2 separate regions of the Homo sapiens genome follow, and region 1 is linked to region 2. Evidence: chromatin contacts called from ENCODE Hi-C data. All regions are on one chromosome and are shown on one strand. Each heading gives the region's core, a stretch centred on a gene start or an enhancer-like site at or near the end of the contact. The rest is flanking DNA. Distances are from core to core; before and after follow the strand shown.

Region 1 (3,174 bases), core at 535-3,034, 3.3 Mb after region 2:
ATACTTTTTGTGGGTGTAAGCTATACTTTTGAGCCATGATCAGAAATTATCTATAAATATATGAAATAAAAGGGGCGAATCAGGAAATATTCCCCGTAATGACCCACCCCTTCATTAGCACTAATAATACCTTAACCATATTGGTTAATTGATGGAACTAAGAAAAGGAAACATATTTAAGAAAATATGCTGGGCCTAATGTTAAGTGCGGTATTTTAATTAATTCATACTTACCAACCTGAAAATAAAATGAGGTTAAGGGAAAATGGCAACTTGCTCCAGGTCAAAGAACTAGGTAAAAGTAAACCTGGGATATGATTCCAGAGCCCATGTTCCCACTAATGCCATACCAATCCTTCCCTGAGCAATTTGCTTTTAAAGAGTAAATCCACAGTTACCACTTATGCAAGTCAGATGAAACGCTGGCTCCAGACACAACCTGGTATTTAATAAAGAGTAGTAGTCTATAAAGAGTAGTAGAGTCTATAACACTCACCCGTCTTCTTTTATCCATTGTCTCATAGTAAATATTGACAAACTCCTCAGCAGCTCTACATGCCTGATCTACATAAGTTTTAAAATCCTACAAGAAAAATTCCAGAAGTATAGATTACCAACCTTTTCAACCCCTCACAAACACAAAACCACTGACAGAAGCTGATGATTTATTTCAACCACTATGTAGCTCTATATACAGTCCACATTCTTTCATATAAATTCAGACATTTTAAAGGCCGGACTCTGAAGTTTGCAATTTTAAAATTTTTCACTAATTTTAAGTGCATGTCTTTAGGACATAATCTTCTCAATGAATCTGAGTCTTTTTCAGTCTCCACATATAAATTTATAATCTTTTCTTGGCAACTAAGCACTTTAGACTTTCAATATTTTACAAACATTCACGGCAATGAAAATGACACCACCTGAACCTTAGAAAAGGAGAGAGAGCGGCAAAAACTGCCACTGAATAAGCTAGGAAATTGTTTTCTGTTTTCAAGTGAGGTGTTAGAGCCAAACTCCAAAGTTGATGAATGGGAAACACACACACACACACACACACACACACACGAAAGTAGTTCAACTACTTGAAAAACCGGCAGCTCCACTTAGGAAACTTTCCCACATTGCGTAAATATTCACTGCTGTTTGCCTAAGAACTGTGACACCGAAGAAAGCAACGCTGTTGGCGTTCGTGCCGGAGAATTAAGGAATACCTTCCTTCTCATTCATGTACGGGGCCCAGTCTATTACTAAATTAAGAACAATGAATCGCCAGTTTCTTTGTCAGGTGACTGAAAGTGATTTTTAGAGAGGAAGATAATCGAGAGAAAGAAACTGCAAGCCATAAACAACAAACCCCAACATCCCCGCCTCTCGCTATTTCCCAGCTCAGGGTCCTTTCCGGGATCAGAAAGCGACTGCTAACCAGGCTGGGGGTGGGGCCGGCAGGGCGGGCAGCAAAGCGTGGGCCCCGCCCCGCAGTGCAGAGAGCCGGGACGTGATTCGTCACCTATCCACGTGAGCAGCAGCCAGACCGCCCCGGAATCCCTCCTCTCAGCCACTGGAGTCCGGCGCCCAGCCGTCCTGCCACGGCCCAGGCACTCACCAGAGACGTGGCCATCTGGGACCTTGTAGCAGTGTGTTCTGGCAGTGTCGGCGTCACTACCTCCTCACGTGTCCGGTCCGCAGGGCTGCGGAATGATCAATACTTATGAAGAGAGCGAAACCCGCCAAACGCACAAAATTTTCCACCCTCCCATTCTCTCCCGGAAGTAGCTCGGTCCGTCGTTAAAAGCACACCGATGTTCCAACCTTAAGTTCCACTTCCCTTCAGTTCCTGAAGATCCCTCCCATCCACCTTATCTACTTGTTTGATACTTAGTTTAAAATTTAAAAGCCACTTTGCTTTTGTAAACATGATACTCAACAGGAAAGTCCCCTACTTTTCTAACGACAAGCCTGGGGACAAGCAAAAATGAAAGTGTTCAATTACAGGGACTTTTTTGCCCCAGGAGGCGGAGCCAAAGCCCTCTGAAGACCAATTAGAAATGCGAGGAGACCTACTATTCCGTAGCCTATAGGATAAGTGGGCAGAGCTTGGGGAAAGGCGTGCGTGACTAGTGAACAATTTAGCATTCTGGAACGTTCTGGAAGGATCATCCTCACTGAATTACTACGTTTTGGCAGTATGCCTAAAATTACTATTTCATTTTAACCCAGCCACATTGAACAGGAAAAGTTCATCTGGTTTCTCCATTCTGGCATTTTAAAATGTCTCACGGACACCAACAAAAATTAAGTTTACAGTGCTATTCACCATCTTTTAAGGGCTATTTATTCTGCAAGGTATTCTAACAATAACTAAAATGTCGAGTGCTGACTATATGTAAGGTGCTTTTCTAATCAGTTTTACATATATTCACTTATTATAACAATGCTGAGGTAATTGCTATTATTTTATCATCTTCATTTTACAGCTAAGACTGTAAAATCTGCCTACGGTCACAAACTAGTTGAGATTCAAACTCAAGCAATATAACTGTCATGGCAATGTGGCTTTGCTCCCCAACACCCCTTAAAAACCTCTCATCCCAAAGCCGCCAATGACTTCTGATTTAAATGGCAAATTAATTAGATGTCGTAGTTTTACCTTGAGTGGCTGGTGTGTGGCCCCTCATAATAGTTACTTCTTCTTTGGTATCCTTCTCTGTCTCCCTGAGACCAGTGGCTTCTGTATTTTCTCATACTTTTAATCTTTCTCTTTATCTGGCTCTTTTCTCTTCAAGGTAGGACTAACGGAAGCTTCTTCTCAGCCAGCCAGCTTCCGTTTTCCGTTAACCTCTGACTGGCGTCACTTCCGGTGCATCCCCCCTTTTAAAGCCTCCCTTCTTCAGGGTGATCTAAATTGCTACTCGTATGCTAATGAATCTCAACAACCTATCCCAAGCCCCCACCCCTTATCTGAGCTCCAATTACACATAATAATTTTGCTAAACATGAACGTGACTGCACTATAGGCTTCTCAAACTTGTACGTCCAAAATTTAAACTCATTATTTCCTCCGCACTTCCAAACTTTTATATTCTCCCAGTCACCTATCTTGAATTCTCGGAATCTTTATTTTTTTGGTTCCGCTCTCCTCCTCATCATAATTCATTCAATAAATATTTATCA
Region 2 (2,963 bases), core at 131-2,630:
TAGGGCATGTCTTACAGCATTTACTTACAGGTAGAAAAATTAAGGCTGAGAAGTTAAGCCACTTAACAGAAGTCATACAATTAGCTAGTAAGTGCCAGGGCCCCAAATGAATTCTTCCTTTGGTTCCAAATTCCATGTTATTTTGCTACCCTGACACTGTTTCTTTGTGCCTTCGTTTTTCTAGATGTAAAATGGTAGATTTTCCGTGTCCCAGGATGCTGTTCTCAACCCTCTCGTTTTTAACCAATGTCAGCTTTTTTCACAGTCAGCAGAACACCACAATGACACTTCATGTACTTTCCCCCCTCCTGATTTAATAAACTAAGGGGGAAGAAAAGTTACCTATTCGCAGAAAGCTGGACAGTGCCATAAACATAAAGGCGTACCAGAGTCGGCCGACACACTGTTGCACTCTTTTATGAGACTGAGAAATAAAGCGTCTCATCTTTCTCTTGCCAGCAGTAGCTGGGGTAGAACATAGAACTACACAATAGCCTCTTGTTTAGTTTTATTAATTTTGAGGGCGGGTGGGACAAAGGGATCAGACTGGCGACTCCAGGGCCCAATCGCAAGCGTATACTAGGCCAGGCTGGGCCAACCGGTAGCTGCAAAAGAATGGTGGGCGGGACTTACGCTTCAGGGACGCGCTCCGCCCAGGCCGGCGCTCCCAGCCCGCCCAGGGGCGGAGCCTCCGCGGAGCGCCGCCCGCGACCCCTCCTCCCTCGCCCCTCAGCTTCTGCGGCCCGCCAACGGGAGGGGGGCAAGCGCCCGGGGCGGGGGAGCGGAGGAAGAAAGGAGGGTGTCTCGCAGAGCTGTGACCTGGGTGGGGGCCTGCTGGTAATAGGAAGCAAGAGGGGAAGGAAAACGAAGGAGCGCTTCTCCTTCCTGCATTATTTTAAGCAGGCTTTGGTGGAAGCTGCTTTTCAGCATTTCTATTATTTGTTTTTCTTCCTCCCGCAGTGGGGCGGGGAGCTGCACTGGCTCTCCCACGCGTCTATGCCGCGCTGTTGCCGCAGATTATTATTGTAGTCTTTTGCAAAACCCTTTCCTTCTTCCCAGCCAGTCCCCGCGCAGACTCTCACGGCTACGGCAACCGAGTCGTGCCCCTCTAGTGGGAAGGCGAGAGCGAGGGTCCCTTGCTTTCGCCCGAGCTCCCGGACCCCGCGGTTCAATTGTTTGAAACTTCCACGCCCCCCGGCCCCGCCTCTCTTCCGCGCTCCCCTCACTCCTCACTTCCAGGGTCCAGGCAGGCTCCCGCCCTTCTTTCCCCGCCCTCTACTCCGCCTTCCTCCCTCGTCCACCCCTCCCGCCGCCCTGCTCCGGGGCGGTCCTAGCCGCTCACCGCAAGAAGAAAAGCCACCCGTTCGTCCCCCTCCCCTACCTCCCATCCTTTGCCCAGGAGCTGCCTTGGCAGTCACGCCCCTTCCTTCCGAGGAGCTTTCTGGCTGCCTAAACTGGTAGACCCCCTGAATTACTCCTCCATCTCCGCTCTCTTTCGCCTCCTCTTCTCTTAGTTCTCTCCGCCTCCCCCTCAACTACCACCACCTCCAGTCAGTCTCGCCTCCGGCTATCCGCTGCTCCACCCTCTGGCCCGGTATCCTGCCTGTCCGCTGCCACCAAGGAGAGCCCGGACGGAGCAGCGAGGAGGGGAGCAGCCGGGAGTTGGGGCTTCCCCCCTGCCCATCCCTGGCCGCTGGCCCGGGACCGAAGCCACTTGAGCGAGCAGAGAGTCGTCACCTTGTCTTCTTTGCCTTCAGGGGTAGGAGACGCGTGGTTACTTTTCGCGGGGAACTGGGGCAGGAATCCATGGTGGCATGAACTTGGTCGTGCCCTCGGCGTGAGTGAATCGATCTAGGCGCGTGTGGGAATGCCCGTGTGTTCTACTTTCTTTGCAGCTCGCCATGAGTTTTTTTGGATGTGCAGCAAGTTAAATCGGTTAGAGTGTGCGCTGCTTTCCCGTCCTACTTCGGTGAGGAGATGCTAGTGGGTACCACTACTAGATGGTACTTTTACTTCTTTACCTCCTGGGGTTCTTGTGGGTCTCTAGGTAATTAATCACATTGAGGAGCTAAAGACCCGAGGGAAGCTGAAATCTACATTTAGCCCAGCATGCATGTCAGTGCTTATCTCAGATAACTAGATAGGTTTCTGCTAAGTGCTTAGGCTTGGGGTGGGGACTCACACTCCCTGAGGCGGGAGCAGGAGGGGTAGGACCGTGAATTCTTGAAGTTTTAAAGTCTGTGTAATCTAAAACAAGGCTACTCTTTGAGATGTGTGGTGGTGGTGGTAGTGCTTGTGGTGGTAGTGATAGTGGTGGTGAGGAGGGAGTTGCCCCTATCTGCTTTAGAAGATCCAAAGATGTTAGTAAATAGTTTTGGGGGATCTTGAGGGTGTCTTGAGGGTCCAAGCCTGGGCCACTGCACATTGGTGCTTCAACAGTAAGATGGGCTTCATGGGTTTGTGAAAATGAAGAGAAAGAAAAGGGGGAGGGAAAATAACAGTCTTTAATAGACTGTGAGCAGTTCCTGGTAGATTGCCACTAATAATAATATAATAATTTGCATAAAGGGACTAAGTAGAATTAAATGAGCAAGGAAAGAGAAAGTTGGTGAGAAACAGCATTTTCAATCTCTAGTGTATGTTTTAGAACGAACTTTTCAACAACCTGGGATGTTTAGTGCATGAAGTTCTCCTCCCTCCCCGCCATGAAGAGTGGACGTTGGGAGGCAGTTTAAAACTTTTATGAATATAACCCTCTTCTCCCATTCAGAGAAGAAGATAATTAGTCACCATAATCTTCAATGATGAAGGGCTAAGGATATTTAAGTCTCCTTGAGCTAGGCTTTGTGAAAAGTTCTTTCTCAGGCCAGCCTTTGTGAAGCCTTCTCAGTTAGACCTTTCAGCACCCTCATTTAGTAGCTAAGAATAGTTTGAAATGCCATTTTGGATGTGGTATACATTTT

What was found. Hi-C counts contacts between places; a loop is a spot of excess contacts on that map. Pooled maps may share reads with other maps.
Region 1: a map of CD8-positive, alpha-beta T cell shows a loop between it and region 2 (16-fold over the local background). The contact joins the promoter of NXT2 here to the promoter of AMOT in region 2. A Hi-C loop is called at or near these places in 3 of 168 maps with a recorded cell type or tissue (CD4-positive, alpha-beta memory T cell, CD8-positive, alpha-beta T cell and naive thymus-derived CD4-positive, alpha-beta T cell) and 11 of 50 pooled maps.

Annotation. Positions count from the first base shown.
Region 1 is chrX:109,535,454-109,538,627 of GRCh38, reverse strand. NXT2 (nuclear transport factor 2 like export factor 2) reads right to left here and starts at 1,784. Exons shown (of 4, transcript NM_001242617.2): 1 at 1,607-1,784; 2 at 497-583. The coding sequence starts at 1,621. RefSeq lists enhancers at 1,254-1,313, 1,604-1,803 and a silencer at 1,424-1,473.
Region 2 is chrX:112,839,248-112,842,210 of GRCh38, reverse strand. AMOT (angiomotin) reads left to right here and starts at 1,380. Exons shown (of 14, transcript NM_001113490.2): 1 at 1,380-1,759. It overlaps LOC107985651 (a long non-coding RNA gene), which reads right to left and starts at 485. Exons shown (of 3, transcript XR_001755993.2): 1 at 343-485. RefSeq lists a silencer at 535-874.